Linked DNA regions of Homo sapiens: region 1 is linked to region 2. A link is a loop called in an ENCODE intact Hi-C map of the cell type or tissue named here. Cell type or tissue: breast epithelium. All regions are shown on one strand. Links, peaks and the distances in the headings refer to the core of each region. The heading gives the core; the rest is flanking DNA.

The links. Peaks named below come from ENCODE experiments on the same cell type or tissue, not always from the same donor. Only the 100,000 strongest peaks of a DNase experiment are listed, where the experiment ranks them.
Region 1: it touches region 2 in a loop (8-fold over the local background); 1 of 110 quality-filtered maps calls a loop at or near these places.

Annotation. Positions count from the first base shown.
Region 1 is chr2:18,473,026-18,481,638 of GRCh38, forward strand. The region is part of intron 4 of LOC105373454 (a long non-coding RNA gene); the gene reads left to right. Among named protein-coding and RNA genes, the nearest start is that of RDH14, 83 kb to the right of the region's middle. In breast epithelium, for the core only: no CTCF peak of the experiment used is centred there; no DNase peak of the experiment used is centred there; H3K27ac peaks cover 1,414 bases.
Region 2 is chr2:18,398,661-18,407,273 of GRCh38, forward strand. LOC105373454 (a long non-coding RNA gene) reads left to right here. Exons shown (of 8, transcript XR_001739302.1): 4 at 5,271-5,379. Among named protein-coding and RNA genes, the nearest start is that of RDH14, 160 kb to the right of the region's middle. In breast epithelium, for the core only: no CTCF peak of the experiment used is centred there; no DNase peak of the experiment used is centred there.

The DNA.
Region 1 (8,613 bases), core at 2,158-7,157, 75 kb after region 2:
GGCTGGGACCTTCAAGGCTAGACACCTCTCATTTCTAGCAAGGTGCCTGCTGCACAATAATGTTTGTTGAATATGTGAAGGAATATGTAAATATGTTTATTGCACGAGTGAATAACTGGCTGAAATAATGAACATTTTCTTACGAAAACATTAAAGATGCAATAGCATAGGTGGTGTTCTAGCTAATAAAATCCTGTGGGTGCAGAAAGCTGCAAAGAGCAGAGCATTTTGGGTGCTAACTAGGCCAAATTCATGCTTTTGGAGGACTGCTATGCTCAAGTCATCTTTCCTCCCCTCCAATCCCGTGAATTCACAGCAGGAATCAATAATGACACTGAATCATTCAGGAATGTGAGTCTCAGGGGTGGCCAAGCAGGGATCTGAGGACGAAGGATTGATGAGGAAAAGACACCTGCCACACTGCTTACTCTTTCCTTGTTCTTATGCCACTTCTGCACAGAGGCTGGCACATTCCAGCCTGTCTCCTACCCTCTCTGGCCCCGACTGATGGTCTCATAGGCACCTTCCTCCCCTCTTACCCCTGGAAGGCCTGGGTGAGAATCTGTTTGTGGCTCCCCTCCATGCTGCTGCTGTCTCAGAGGACTTAGTCAGTCTGCGTGGGTGTTGTTTATCTTTTCATCCATTCCCCAGTCCAGGACACAGTCTGTTAAGTGAAACACGATGATGCAGAGGCTGTGGCTACAGATGGAGTGTTTTCTTTCCTTCACACCTCTCTCCCCTTAACCTCTTGTCTCTTTGGCCTTTTTGTCCAAATTTCTTGCTGCAGACCTCTCGCCATGTGTCTCTCTTTTCCTGGCTGCTCCCTGAAAGTCCTGAGCCATGAAACGACTGTGGTGAATCTCTAGATAAATGACTGTTGCCTCCCCTCCTTTCATTGTGACAACTGAGGTGCAATACCCGTCTTTCCTCTTATTAGCTATGTGACTCCAGGGACTCCTAAACATTTCTGAGCCTCAACATACTAATTTATAAAATGAGATTGCAAAGGCTGCCTTTATAGCCTGCTCATTGTGGGGAACATGAGAAAGTACATTAAAAGCTCTTAGAAACTGCATCACAAGGAGAAGGTAATTAAGGTATTATCGTTATTTATAGGTACAGAAGAGAAGAGGCAGAGAGCTGTGAGGCATGCAGAAGACTGTTCTCTCCACTCATCGCTTTAGACACTAGTCTCTGCTCTTCTGCCTTTTCTCCCTCCATTCTTCTCTGTATTTGTCTATTCCTTTCCATTTCTAGCCTTCCTCCAGGCATTCTTTGAGGATCTACCACTGCATGCTCTGAACTGGGTACACTGTCCTCTCCTGTTCTCTTGTGTAAGCCAGGCTGGCCCGCAGTGGCCAGTGAGATCCAGAGACCTGGTGCAGCTGCTCACCCCCACTTCTCCTCCTCTTTTCCCATACACACTGCAGTTACCCTAAGGATCAAAGTCACTCCTCCATGTATGGAAACAAACAAGAGGTGGTGGAATGAACTACTAACCTCATAACTCTTCCAGCTACAGTAATTTGATCATCCCATATTTCTTCCTAGATAGTTCTCCCATCCTTTTTTCTCCCTTTCCTTTGGTGCCTCAAAGAGGGGTCTCCTGATTTGCACTCCTTAGGGATTGAGGAAATGCCTGCATACTCCACCCTGTGCTTCACACAGTTATGCCTCCTAGGACAGAGTGGATTTTGCAGCCTTTTCCAAATGGCAGACTCTGTGACCCCACAGGACATCAGGGGATCCTATATCATCAGATAATAGGGTAGGAAGCAGGAGGGGAACAAATCCACTGTGAACCAAGCATGAACCTCAGTCATGTGCTTTATCTTTCCCAGCCTGGATCCAGATCTCAAGAATATCCAAGTACTCCACAAAGAAACATGTTTCTCTGTTACTCAGATAGGCCACACACTTGGAAAATTCATCAACATTGCCTTTTAAGGACATTTCAAGTCAGGATGAAACTTTGTCTGCAACTTTCCTTTCCTCACTTTTCCACCAATACGAAGGTAACCTAGTGCTGGAAATACATATAAGATATTCTGAAGCCAAGCCCCAGGGCCTCTGTTTTCTGCAGCCTCTAAGGCCCAGTCCCCTGCCATCTCAGCCTAAAATGGTGGGAGATGGGGAGAGAAGACCTCTTTGGTTGGGAAGTTTCTGGCATATAGCCCGTAAAATTCCAGAAGTATCCTTTATGTGGGATATCTTTTTTTTTTTCTGCTTGGCATGTTTCCAATTCCTCAAGGTATTTTGTTCAAACAATTTGTGGGAAAAAATCACTTTGCAAATTTTAACAAATACATATTGAATCCTTAGTGTGCTTAAAAGCAAGTGTTTTAAATCAACACTTTGAGTGGATAATGGTTTATAGGCTCACCTTTTCCCCACTTGTCTTTCACAAAACCATCTTCAATTTCCTATGTAAAGCTGGGAAACTAAACATCAGCATATTCATTTAATTTCTCTTTGGCTCACCAGGCCTCGTTTTGAGAAATACTTTGATTCCCTCTGACAACCCTCTATCTTTCTATTTCCCTAATCCTGACATCATTCTTGAACATTCCCTCTTAGTCTTCTCTGCTTAAATCATTACATTTCCAATTTGTCTCTACCAGTATCTTAACTCCTCTTTTAATAGCTTGTATGATGATGATGATGGTGGTGGTGGCGGTGGTGGTGATGATGGTGGGGGAGAGAGAGAGAGAGAGAGAAAGAGAGAGGAAAGGAGAGGAGAAGAGAGGAGAAAAGAGAAGAGAGGAGAGGGGAGGGGAGAGGAGAGGAGAAGAGAAGAGGGAAGAGAAGAGAAGAAGAGAAGAAGAGAAGGGGAGAAGAGGAGGGGAGGGGAAGGGAAGAGGGAGAGGAGGAGAAAGGAGAGGAGGGGACATGGGGAGAGAAGGGGAGGTAAGAGGAGGGAAGGCGGGGGAAGGGAAGGGAAGGGAAGGGAAGGGAAGTTTCATCTTTTTAATACTCTGCCTTTAGCCCAGGAGTACATGTGGACCTGTTCATTCACTTGGCGTACTCACTCACTACTATATGAATTTACATGACTCATAAGTAATTCTGTGAGTTGCTGTTTTTTGGACATCTGTACAAGCTCCAGATTTTTATTCAAGATCCTCTTCCTCCTCCTTCATTTATCTTCTCAGAAAGTAGAGGTTTCTCACATTCCTGTAAAAGCAAGCCTGTCTTCTAGAAGACTGTGTCATTTCTTGGAGCCAACTCTTCTCTTAGATGGTCATTTGTAAGTTGAGTGGCTAGACATTGTGGTCTCTGAAGTCCCTTGTATAAACCTGTGAAACATTAATTGAAAATGTACCACATTGACTGAACTAATGTGAGGGAGGACTAAGGAAAAATGAAGCTCTGACAGGCATGTTTCAGAGTTGTGGAAGGCTTGGGAAGGAGGCATCAGAGAACAGGGAAAGAGAGTTAGAATTTTGAGCAAGGCATTAAAATATTTCTCAAGATATTGCTGTCCCTCAATTTCTCAATGCCCTTGAATGTGTCATTGGAATTTATGACAAGCACAGTCTAGTTTGGTTGTGTCCTTTGTTCTTTTATATAAATTGTGCAGTGTGAGCAGCTATAGCACCACTACTGTGGATTATCGCATACACTGACAGCAGCCTTTGTTGCTGGCCATGGTGGCAATTCCACTGAACTTGGCTTCCATGGCTTTTGAGGATCTGGCCTCTCTGAGGAGGATAGATAATTATTGGTAAGTGGCAGGATACTGATTTTGCAACGTGAGCAAGTGTCCACCTGGGTGCGAGGAAAAAATGCACTCCCCTCTGCTAATACCAACCTGCCTTCATCAAAAGAAGGTTTGGATTGCAGAACTTCAACATAAGATTCTAAATACTTACGCTGGACCTACTGTAAGCAAACAGTGACCTTTCTATACTTGGTCATTAGTTAAGGAATGGAATAAATGCCACTGCTTGGATCATTGGGTTTATATGTACTCCAGGCATAAGCCAACACATTATCTTATAGCTTTTAGGTATCATGAAGCCATGGATTTTTTTCATCCTCTATGAATGTGAAAACTTAAAATATTAACCACATGTAGAATATAGTAAATTTAGGACTATGCTTTAGTCATTTCTGTGCGCCCACGGCAACTGACACAGAACTTTGCAGGAAGCAGAGTCGGGAAATCATATGTTGGTTTGATCATGATGGTAATTATCATCATGATACAAATGATACAAAATAGTAAGGTGTTTTGTATCAAATAGGTTCTATATTTAGAAAGTTATATAAAGCTAGCTATCTTGCTGCTGCATTTGAATCTCAAAACCATAGAATAATAAAACATTTCAGTGCCCGACTATGAACCTATGGAGAGTGGAGGCTGTGTTTTATTCTTCTCTATATTCCTTGCCCTTATCACAAAACCTGGCCTGCAATATATGTTTAATGTTATTGTGCACTTTGTGCACATAAAGACCAATTAAGCATCCATTGTGAAACAGCAGGGCTGCCACTTATATGGCTGGAAAGACTGAGCATTGCACAATATCAGGGGTGCTATAAACATTCAATGCAATGTGGATTGTGCCCCCAAATTGGTACCTAACTATATTCTAGTGTCCTTTAGAGTCAAGTTTTTCCTCACTTAAGACCTGCAGTTTTGAGAAAAAAGATGAATAATAAACTCAATAACAAATCACATAGATTTAGACAGGAAAAACTTCAAAAAAGAAAATAGCATGGTGGCATCAAGAGTAATGGACAATGAGGGAGAGGAGATTCAGCTTCTGAAGTTTGGAAAAGCCTCCCTTGATAGGGTAAACTTGGAGCTGAGACCCAAATTACCAGGCAGAGACAAGGCTAGATTAGCTTATTTCATCCTCACAATAGCCCGATTAGGTCGATATTAGCTCTATTTTATATGTGAAGAGATCAAGGCCTTAAAGTAACAGAACTAGTAAGTGACCTGAATCGGTTCAACTCTAAAATTTTGTGTGTAAACATTGTGTCACACTGATTCTTGTAGGAGAAAGTGAAGAGAAGAAGTATTTATGCATATCATTTTTAATAAATATCTGGATGTAGGTGTACTGACCTATATACTGGGTACTTTGATACATTTTTATGAGATGTCTAGGCTGATATTCTTGACAGTACTGATGTCTGTCACAAAATTGTCTTAAGCAATTTAGATATTCTAAGTTTTTACATTTTCAAATAAGATGATCACTAAAAGCATAAGGCATATATAGATCTGATGAAGAGTCAGAAAATTCTGTTCCAGAAAATTCTGATCTGGTGCCACAGGTATCTGTGAGACCTCAGGCAAATTGCTTTCTATCTGAACTTCAGTTTCTCAATCTGTAGATGGGTATGATAATTGTCCTTCTTATTTTAGGACAATTGTAACACTGTAATGTCATAATAAATGTAATAATGTTTAAAAATATAAATATAAGTAATTTATACTGTATTAATTATTTTGATAATCATTAAATGTGGTACATATGTGCCATGGAATACTATGAAGCCATAAAAAGAATGAGATCGTGTCCTTTGCAGGCATGGATGGAGCTGAAAGCCATTATCCTTCACAAACTAATGCAGGAACAGAAAAACCAAACACTACATTTTCTCACTTGTAAGTGGGAGTTGAATGATGAGAACACATGTACACATGGTGGGGTAACAACATACACTGAGGCTTTTCAGCTGGGGATGTTAGGGGAGGGAGAGCATCAGGAAGAATGGCTGATGGATGCTGGGCTTAATACCTAGGTGATGGGATGATCTGTGCAGCAAACCACCATGGCACACGTTTACCTACGTAACAAACCTGCACAGCCTGCACATGTACCCCTGACCTTAAAAAAACTGTATTAAAGGTATTCTTCCTGTGATTAAAAAAAATGCCAGACTTCACATTCCTTTTCTTACTGAGACCAAGACCTTTTTGGGGTGGAAACTAAAAAAGTCGGAATGATAACAGCATAGCTAGGTCTACCTTCCAAAATTATGCAAAGTAACTTTGTAATTAAACTATCATTCACACACAAGTAACACTGTTGTCTTAATTATCCAAGTAATTGATCCTGGAATAGTTATTTTGTTCATAATTGTCCCATTTATGGGCCCAGTACAGATATGTTACGGGCCTTGCCTTGGAGGTAAATATCTTATCTCCATCAAGATATTGTCGTAGAAGAGAGTTTTGTATTGGATTTATTGAGACCCTAGGGTTTGCTTTTCTCATGCTTCTCCTCCAGAACTTCCTGCTATATGAACCACTACCATTTTTCATGCTCCTTAGAAAATACTGTATTATTAATGATACAAATCATAATAATTGTATTCTTTATGTTCATAGTGATTTCTCAGTATAAGAACAGCCTCCACAAGCCATTTTCTTCATTAATCTTTATCACAAATCAATGGCATAGATTTCAATCCTTAGTTTAGAGATTAAAAAAAGAGGCTCAGAGAGGCAAAATGAGGTAGTTCAGGTAGCATGGGTAGGATGGGTAGGGCAAAGCCTCAGACCCAAGGCTATCGTGTCCTTTGAATCCAGCACTCCTGCTGCCACACATATTAACGTTGAAAGAGTTGGATTTTAAACAAACATTATTACATTAATATCTTTAAGTATCTTAATTAGATCTTACAGGAAGGAAAATAAATTGTTTGGTCACCAAAACAGCCTGAGTACTCCAATTTGAAAGAGTGAGTCTGTTTCAGATCATAGATAGGGTGGTGACTCTGTTTGGCCACAAAACATCAATATAGACGGTGAACCACGAGTAGCAGGGGGACGCTTGGATAAAGCCCCTGGCCTGTGAGGAAATGTGACTGTACATGGTATGTGCACCCAACACCTACGGCAAATACTCCCACGGCCACCGGTGTTGGATTCAATTAAACATTAGATTCATCATCTTTAGCAAGGAAAGCGAACAGCAAACAGTTGCTCTCTCATGGCTAAACACCCCTCGGATTTGCTGGCCTTTGATTTATTGGAAGAAACCTGCTGGGAAGAACATACTGTGTAGCTGATTAATGTCAGCTTCTGTCATCAGTTTTCACTTAGATTCTTGGCCAGCCCTGACATCTCCTCCCTAAAGGATCCAGAAGAATTTGAGGGCTGATCCAAGAGCTTTACTGGCATGGGATTTGCAGAATGCGGTGTTTGCAAAATAAGGAAGATGAATGGAAGTGGAATCCCATGTTCTCCACTGGACTTGTTTCTTTAATTCATTTCTCCAGAGGCCCAGCTCCATGCCAGGACCACACCAGCAAGGGGACTGGGGAAAGTGTTCCCAGGCTCCAGTACAGATGTCTTGCATTTCCTGTGCTGCTTTATGTGCTGCTTCCTTAGAGCTCATCATACTGGAAAGGGGTCCAAGGAGGAATGCAGCACGCAATCACCATCAGAGCCTTCATTGGGATCCTTGCCCAAGCTTGTGGAAGAGCGGGCACCACGAGCATCAAGCTCAATCCACTGCCTGGCTGAGAACGAGAAGAGTCACTGCTCCCCAGGTTGGGCATACAAGCCTTGTGTTTCACAGGGTCACACAGCACAACTTTTTCTCCCATGCTCCACTATGACACAATGGCATTCGATTTAAAGCAAGCATAATTTTGTATATGTATTCTCCTTGTTTTTCCGGTAGAGGGAAAGTCCACTATTTGATTTCTTACAAGATAAAATGACATTTTTCCCTCCCACTAATGTACAAAGGACCTGGGAAGAGGTGGCCATTTTAACCAGACTGAAACTTCTCCTGAATTCTCTCCTGGAGGGAGAAATAAAAGAAAGAAATATTTCAATTGAGAAATAAAAATCTGTTCTGGTTATCTATTGATGTTTAACAAATCATCACAAAACCTAGTGATGTAAAATAATAGCACTCATTTTGTTATATCTCACAATTTCTGAGTCATATCTCACAGTTCTGAGGAATTTGAGAAAAGAGGGACTAGACAGTTCTGGCATAGGGTCTCTCCTGCAGTTGCGGTCAGGATCTAGAAAAGAAGGGTCTGTAGGAATGTCAGTTGAGGTTTGCTAGGCCTCTGTCCCTCTCTCTCTTCACATAGTTTCAGGGCCTTTACATATGGTCTCTCCACCAGGACTAATTTGGGCCTTCTCAGAGAATGGCGGCCTCTGGAAGGTCTAACTGCTTATATGGTGACCAAAGGTTTCAAGAGTGAGTATTCTCGCGAGTCCAATTATTGTGCTCCTTTTAATATGCTGGTATTTAAAGATCCACAAAGGCCTTTAAGATTATTTTTAAAGGCTTAGGTTTATTTCCTTATTCTTTTACCAATCAATTCTAAGGATCAGATAGGAGATTGTATCATATTACTTCTAAATTCCCATTTACATCTATTTGTTTAGAATTCTACGGGGTGTTGTTGAGCGATGTCTTATCCTTAAGCACGAGACTGTAATGATAACTTTATTGACGCTCACTGAAGTTTCAGGCACTGTTCTATCTTAGGTTGAATAATTTAATTATTGCAAATATGCTAGGAGTCAGTACTATTGTCATTTCCCTTTCACAGATGAGAAAACTGAGGCACAGTAAGGTTAACTGGCTTACTAAAAGTCATATAGTTGCAAGATTTGAACCCAGG
Region 2 (8,613 bases), core at 1,768-6,767:
GTCCACTTACCTCTATTTCTAATGCCATTTCTCCCTTCACTCCCTCTTATCTCTTGCTTAGATCAGAATAACTACTTTCTAGTTGGCCCCCTCATTGTCAATCTTATCTTCCTCCAATCCATCCTCCACAAATATAGGCAGAATAATCCTGTTGAAATATAGACCTGGTCACATCTCTTCTGCTTTAAATTTTAAATGGCAGATTGCTGACTTCACAGAAAAGAAATTCAAAATGCCAAACACCTTCTTTTGACATTCAAGGCTTTTCTTTTTGACCCTAACTCTCCAGCCTTATATTGCTCAAATGTCTGGGATGCAGCCAGGGTGCACATGTTTGGTCTTTTAAGGTGGAAGAAATGGAAACTAAAAGCTAAGTCTTAGCCAACTTCCCTGGGACATGAAGCAAGACAACACATGTGTTTTCGATCACTCTGACAAAGTTCAGCATTTGTCCTCTCTTGACATAAATGTGGAATCTACCCATTTTGAGACCTATGGTTGCCCAGGGCTTCCAGAAGCCTAGCTTTTTATTGTTTAGGCCTTTTTGGAATTTTAGAGATTACCTATTAGGAGACATGCCTCCCATCAGAGTTCATTGCTGAGACCAGGATGTAGACCTGACCTGTCCCATGAGGCACTTTCACAGAAAATGGAATAGGGTTTGTGTGTATTGTTGTTTTACATGCAGGGCTCTGGTATTATTTCAAATAAAGAGGATTCTAATGGCATCAACTGGAAAGAGCCTTCATACTGCCAACAAATGATTCTGAGTAAACAACTATTCCTCTTTAGGCCTCAGTTTCCTCATCTGTAAAATGAGGTTACGGGGCTGAGTTGATCTCAGAGGTCCATTCTAGCCCAAAAAGAAGGTCAGTTGGCTCATTCAATACTTATTTCTGAGTCCCCACTATGTGCTCAGAACTGTTCTATGTGTTGAAGATACATAGTTGTAAAAAGATGGACAAAAAACCTAGGTGAGAGTTGGGTGGTCAGATAAATGTAAATACGGGCAAATAACATGAGGCTGCCATGTAGAGAGCTGTTAGAGGATGGTGTGATCAACACAATGGGCTGTCTTTGAGTGACATTTGGCTAAGAGGTAGCCCTGTCAAGGTCCAGGCATGCAGAAAAACCACGAGGAACACTGAGCTTTGTGTGTTTCATGAAATGAAAGAGACTTAGAGTATGAGGTAAGGTTACAAGTAGTCCTAAAGGAGGAAAGAAGTTGGTCCAGGGCCAGATGAAGTAGGATATTTACACCAGGGTACGAGATTGATCCTAAGTGCTATCAAATGTCTCTAAAGAACTTTACGGTTGGGACAGACATCGCTTATTTAAGTTTTGAAAATATCACTCTTGGAATTGTATGGAGTATGGATTATGAGGAAGTGGAAGTAGATGGGGATGCTATTTAAGAGGTTATTACAGTGGTCCAGGAGAGAGATGGAGGGACATGAATTAGAATGGCATCTTTGGATGGAGAAAGTAATGAACAAATATGGAACCTGCTCATGGAATGTTTGCACAGATGAGTAAAAGAATGGTCAAGGATACCAATTAGATATGGAGGAGTCATTTACTGAGATAATAAGGACTGGGTTTAAGAGAATGAATAAAGAGTTCTTTCTTTTTTAACTTGCAAATTTTGAGATACCCATTACACCTCTAAGTACAAAAGTCAAGTAGGCAATTGAGAGATTTCATTGCTGGAGAGATAAGTGTAGAAGCCATCAGCAAAGGGATAGTTTTGCAAACTGTTGACTGGATGAGATTACCTAGAATTTATATGCGACTATAGGCTCTATATAATCACCAAAACTCAAATAGAGAAGAGAACCAGTCAGTTAGCATTGGGTATTCTTTCATTTAAAGATTTGGTGGAGGAGAATAATTCAGCAAAGGTCACTGACAAGGAGCAAGGTATGGGGTGGGGGCAAAATCAGCAAAGAGTGGCTTTACGAAAGTAAGAACAGAAAAAAGAGTTTCAAAAATTTATTTATTCTGAATGCTTCTGAGAGGTCAAGGCAAAAACTAAAGAAGCTGTTGGATTTGACAGCTCAGAGGGCATTGATGATTGAAAACCGCAGCTTCAGTGGTATGGCAAGACAGGATCCCAGTTAGAAGAGATGAAGGACAGAAAGTGAGGTGAGAAGGAATGAGGAGAAAGAAGTTAAGAAAATCGTTCAAGAATGACAGCAGATATGAGGTGTTAGCCCCATGGGGATTTGAAGACAAAAGACAGTTTTTTTTGTTTGTTTTTGAAGATGGAGATATTATAGTGTGATTCTAGGATGATGGAAATGATGCTGTAGAGAAAGAAAAGTTGATGGTGCAGGAAAAAGATTAATTACAGGACTGTCAAGTAGTCAATGGAGATGAGATCCAGTGCACAAGTCAGGGTGTTGCCCTCAGACAGAGACAAGCACACTTCATCCCAGGTGACGGGATGAAGACAGGGAGTATGGGCACTGATATAGGAGGTTGGGTGGTTTGGGTTGTGGGAAGATAAATGAGTTCTGCTGTAATAACTTTCATATTTTAGTAAATCAGGAAACAAGTCATTAGCTGTGGAGAAGTAGATGGGAGAGCAGGGCTACTAGAGGTAGAGAGTCGAGGAGAGCCTATTTCAGAAACTGGGAGATGAAAGGGATTGATCATCTCTTCTCATTGTTTATTTACAAATAAAATCAACAATGTATTCAGGTTCTAAAAACCTGCCTTGTCGTTTTCATATATTACATCTAATTATCCAGTCACAATCCAAAAAGGAAGATGTTACCTTCACTTCAGCAGGATCAGATAACAGCCAGATCTTGTCTCTTTTCAAGGTCCCTGCTTTTCTGAAGCCTCATTATCAAGTGAGAATGCCCGTGAGAGTTATCAGTTCACTTCAGCAGGCATTTCCAAACACCTATTATGTGCACAGCCTACCTCTATTCCTCCCGTGACTTCCACTTCTCCTATCGCTAATTACTCTTGAAGACTCTAAGCCCCAGAAACAAAGCAGCCACTACAACACAGTTGCTCCTTTCAAATAGTTCAACTTAAATGAACAGGCAGACGTGTGCTATAATCATAATGAGCTCCAGGAATGGTGGACAGAGCCTTCAGGGAGAGTCAGTGGGAGTGGCCAGAGGAAAATACTGCAAAGCTCTAAGTCCTATGGATGCTTGGGCCTCACTAACTTTCTTCTAACTTTGTAGCCCATATGTAGAGGCTCAGCACTAACCTTCCCTGGTCTTCCCCACTGATGTTCTTACCCCACCCTTTAGGGAGAGACTTTCCTGAAAGCTAATTCAATCAACATACTCCCCTGCCAAAGGCCTTCCAATACAATTTCAAACCCAAATTCTTTAACTGATTATGACATTCAAGGCCCTGTATGGGATTTCACCCCTTCCCATCTGTCTCTTCTATTTACTTTATCTTCACACCTTTTCTCTCATCTATTGCCCCCACCATCACCCCTTCCCACATACTAAAACCTCCAACCAGGACTACTTGTAATTTTTGCATCCCACCAATTTTCTCTAGCTTTGGGTCATTTCCTTATATTGATCCTCTACCTGGAAGACTCTTTCCTTCCAATTTCCACATAGCTACATTTTCTTTGTTCTTCAGGACACAGTTCAGGTGCCACATTTTCCTGGGAAGTCTTTTCTTGCTGATACCACCCCTTTCCCCCTCTCCTTTCTCTTTTCTCCACCACTGAGAAAAGGACTAATTCTTTTCTCCATCTAAATCTTAACCCACTATATTCAAATTATTTGTATGTCCATCTCTTCCACTGTATTCACAATTGCTTGATGCCAGTTATGTATTGTATCAGTTACCTGGTGTGGTACCCAGCATGTAGTAGGAGCTCAGTATATGCGTGAAGAATAAAGAATAAGTGAACAAATAAATAAATTAATTAATGATTATAGTTCTTCCAAAATAGCTCTGTATTCAGAGCCTCCATGTCTTTGAATATGCTAGTCCATCTAATAAATTCCTCTTTTCCCTTCTCCACCTTTTTCCAAGTTCACCTGGCAAACTCCTGTACTTCTTGAGACCTGAAAAATTTGTGTTACACCAAAACAAAGCCTGCTCAAAAAAAAAAAATACAGGTCTCTTAAAAAAATATTGCCTTATTATAAACTAATTATCCCTGGATCGTTTGGTTTGGGATCCTTGGAGAAACCTGGCTTTGTTAAAAGTGGTTTTGGACACTGAGTTTCAGTCCTTTTGGGCTACTGTTGCAGAAGTTTAGATGTGCATTCCAGAAGGTCAAGGATCTTTTAAGTGTCAGTACATACTTCCCTCCCCCAAACCAATCGCTCCCTTGAGAATATTCTATTTTACAAAGCATTTTTTTTAAAGCAAACCTACACTTCTGGACCAATTCATCTGCAATTTGCTATACTTCATAGGGCTCAAAGCCCCCACATGCCTAAACTACTAGGAAAGATTTCTGGACACGTCAATAAAAGTATCCTAATGAACAACAGCTGCAGAGAACATGTCTTTAAATAAATTGATTCCAAATTTTCCTGAATGTTTCTGTGATTTTGCTTCTTAAATGGGCATCACTGACTTTAAACTTGGCTATCTAAAAAAGCTGAAGGAAAATAATTATCCATTGTTGCAAAAAAAAATTTTCATTGTCTTGCATTTCTTCACCATTCTTTGAGGAAACCAATGTACATTCACACCAATTACTTCACCTCTGCTTGTAATGGCTCTTTGGAGCAAACTTAATATATCTTTCCTATTTTGCATTTGTGGAATTGCATGGGGTACAGAAAGTTACAGACTCATCCAGATTTGGGATTGGGATTAGAACTCAGGCCTCCTAATTTTGAGGATTACATTTAGAGTGTGGGCTCTCTTCTCTTTGAAAACAAAACCAAAAGTCTCTTTCACCAGCAGAGAACATTTATAAAGAGAATGTCTGTGTTATACCATGTTTAGTCTCCATCAACTTTGTGTTTAAGATATATTAATAGTATTTGGTTCAAAGTTTGTGTTCAATTACAAAATGAAATGAGATCTGAATTTTTTTCTCTAAGAAGTACAAAGTCACCAATTTATTCTAATATGTCAAAATTTTATATAAATCAAATTGAAACTTTCAGTGATATGTAAAGTTTATAAGGAATAAACTTGTTTTACTAGTCATCAGAAAATAAGGAAGTAGCACTTGGAAGAGGATTGTGAGAGATGCTCCCATATCGGGTTTTAATAACCTCACAGATGGTCATTTTTTTTTTTTTTTTTTACTTACACAGGAGGCTAGAAATCAAAATTTGGCTCTACAGGCCCATGATATTCCCTCTCTGATCTACTTCTCTGGACATCTGGGTTTCCTGTGGATTGCGTTCAATCAGCAATGTTGAGGTAATAAATATTTCACCTTCCAGTTCCCCTTTTTTATTCTTAGTATATAAAAGGAGAGAGAGCATGGTAGATTCCTGTCTCCAAAATCTTCCTCCTGTCACCTCGCACATATTGTCCTTGCTGTTAGAAGCAGCAGCTTGTGACATTGTTTTGCTAGTACAAATTCATGGTAGTGGGAGGTAGGATGGAGGGAGGGAAGGGTTGAATTAGGACCCAGAAATTGTTGAACAGAACAAAATGAAAAGCTGTTCTCAATTTGAAGAGTGAGTTGACGTCTGCTACTCTGGTATGCAGTAAAACATGTTTCCCATCTAAGACATCATAAAAGCTGCAAGCATTTCACACTGCACATTAAGAACAGCATCTTTAAGGGAACATCTTTTCATATAGAGCACGTACAGAGTTCTCTATCTGATGATCCTTTTGAACATTTTATCATTACAGTAGAAGAAATACACCACAATCATGGCAAGCCCCAAATGAACTGACAAAGCACCTTTGTAGAAATGACTGTTAGGGGTATATCGATATTTCATTTTTCAGCTGTTTCCATAAATATAGCATTTCTGTACAAACTGTATGCAGAACTGGGCTGCATCATTGGGAAAGCGTTAATAGAGTAGTTGGCTTCCATGATATGCAGAGGACCTAAAGAAACCTCTTTAAAGTGGATGAAGAGGTTGAGGTGATAGTGGGAGGGAAGTGGGAGTGGAAAGCTTGTTCTTAATGTCTGTAAATTAAGACAAATGCTTGTTCATGAGCATGAAGTCGAATGGTAAAGGGGTTGGGGAAAACATACGGTCATAGAGCTGCCAGTTCCCTGAACGGGCCATTTACATTGCATCCTATGTAAATGGCACCCCCTAGAGGTGTACAAATGTAGTGTCCCTGTTGAGAAGAATGCAAACAATTTTAAACATCCATTGAGTGGAATAAGAAAGATGAATGTCGAGGAAGACATCTTTTTCCTGCTTCTGCCACTATTTGTTTTTAAAGTTCCTACTTAGTTTCTTTCTCTGACAATTCTTTCTTTACCTGTTCCTTAAGTATTCGTGTTCTCTTGAGTCCCTTACCAGACTCACTTTTCTTTGGTCCTTCATACTCGTTCTGTGCAATCTCATCCACCTGTAGAGTTTTAACTGCTAACTATATATTGATGACTTCAAACCTTTATTTCAGGCTTGCCACTCCAAAGAAGTTCAGCTCTACAATTATCAAGACTATCTAGGTCTATTTGGATATTCCTTGGGTCCTATCCTCAGTATTTCCTAAATTAAACTAATGGTCAATCCCATTAGCCCTGCTTTTTACGTGTACTTCATCATCACTTTAGTTTAGTCTGGAGACCCAGACTACAAACTTGGGGGTTTTCCTAAGCTGTTTTCTGCCCTGTACTCTGACTATCTGATCAGTTATTAGGCCTAGGAAATTCTTCATGTTTATGCTTTCTTCTCCACCCTCCCGCACACTGCCTTAGTTAAGGCCTGCATTGGGTTTTGCCTAGCTTGTATAACTGCCTGGAATTCTCCAATCCTCTTATGACTTATACATAGCAGCATCTATGCTTAATGGCTGGCACATCACTGGAATTCAATTATTGTTATGAACCAGTGACTAAATTAATGCTGTATGCATTGACTGTTGTGCCCTTGATGATTTCATAACCCAGAATATTCACCAATAATTAGATAATATTCATTCAACATTTGTTTTTTGAGCACCTGAGTAAATACAATCCCTCTCGGCACCCCCGTGTTATATGCTTCCTTGTAGAAGATGTAGAACATTTCATACAGTGACCAGTCCTGCACACATTTAAATATACAATCCACGTTAAGAATTCAAAATGGAAAAAAATAGAATAATGACTAATATAAGCAATAATTTGAATGACAAATTAAATTTTGGGTAAAATAAAACCAAGGCAGTCCAGAGACAAGAGTTTCTTGTAGTTTAATGTATTCAAGGAAGGTTCTGTGGAGGAGGCAGGATGTAAAGGAAAGATGGGCCTTGGTGAAGAGCGGTAGAAACTCTTTTCTACCGCTCTTGTTTTGAGGAGATTGGCTTCAGCCAGAGTATGAAGACAGAGGGTTTATTGCTGGCACCATTACTAAAATGGGGCAGTGGAAATATGTATGTTGCGTGTTGGAATAGAAAGATTAAGGAAAGAAGAGGCAAGAAGGCAGATCTATAGTTGAGACAGGTTTATTGACAGTAAATCTGAGAAGGGCTTCTGGCTGGCAGGGTCAGGAGCAAACTTTTCTTACAGCCTGAGGCTTTTTTAAAGGGCCAGGTGGAGAAGTGTGCTTTGAAGCAAGATTCTGTTAGGGAGGGGTTGGGAAAGTGCTGGCTGTTCTGTTACAGTTAGGGCCCTTATGTTCTGTTGAAGCTATGGTCAGCGTTGACATTTGCAGTTTGGCCAAGTGTCAACAGACAGTTCTGAGAAATGGAAACTTGATACTTTAAGATGGTGCAGTCTCGTTAAGATGGTGATATTCTTGTTCTATCATTGAGAATATTATAAAAATAATGATGATGCTGTTGTGTTTGGGAAGTGCACTATGGTAAAGCTAAAGGGCTCTGGTATTGGATTAATTTGGCTTCTAATCCAAGCCCAGTACTTATTAACTGTGTGACTGAAAAACCTCCCTAAACTCTCTGAATTTTCATTTTCTTATCTGTTTTTACAATTGATCATAAATGGCATTTAAAACTGCCTATTAGTTTGCACTCTTCAAGTTAATAAAGTGATTTTATGCACAAGGATGCATATGTAAAGGGTGTTCATTAAAACTTCACTAATTAAAGTTGTGCCAACAATAATGTTTTCAACACACTAACAGATTTGGTTATTTAAAGAAAACCTGAGTATGCTATAAAGCTAAGAATCTGTTTTAAAATTAAATAATTTGATCAGAATTTTGGTGTTTTTTTAAATTTAAATGTTTTGTTGTTTCTCTAAATTACCTATTAAGGAAAAACTCTCTGCATATTAAAGTATACTTCCACCTACACTATACTTTACATGGAAATATATAACTTATTTTTCTCACAATTGCTTGGTCAAAGGAAATTTTGCATCTCTTTTCTTTGGAATTCATTTTTTAATTGAGATTTTTTAGCTTTAGAGAATGTAAGAGTGGTATGGTATAAAGAGAATGGGCCTTAGATCTAACAAAATTGCATTGAAATCCCTGCTCAATACTTTTAAGTTCTGCGACCATGGGATGTATT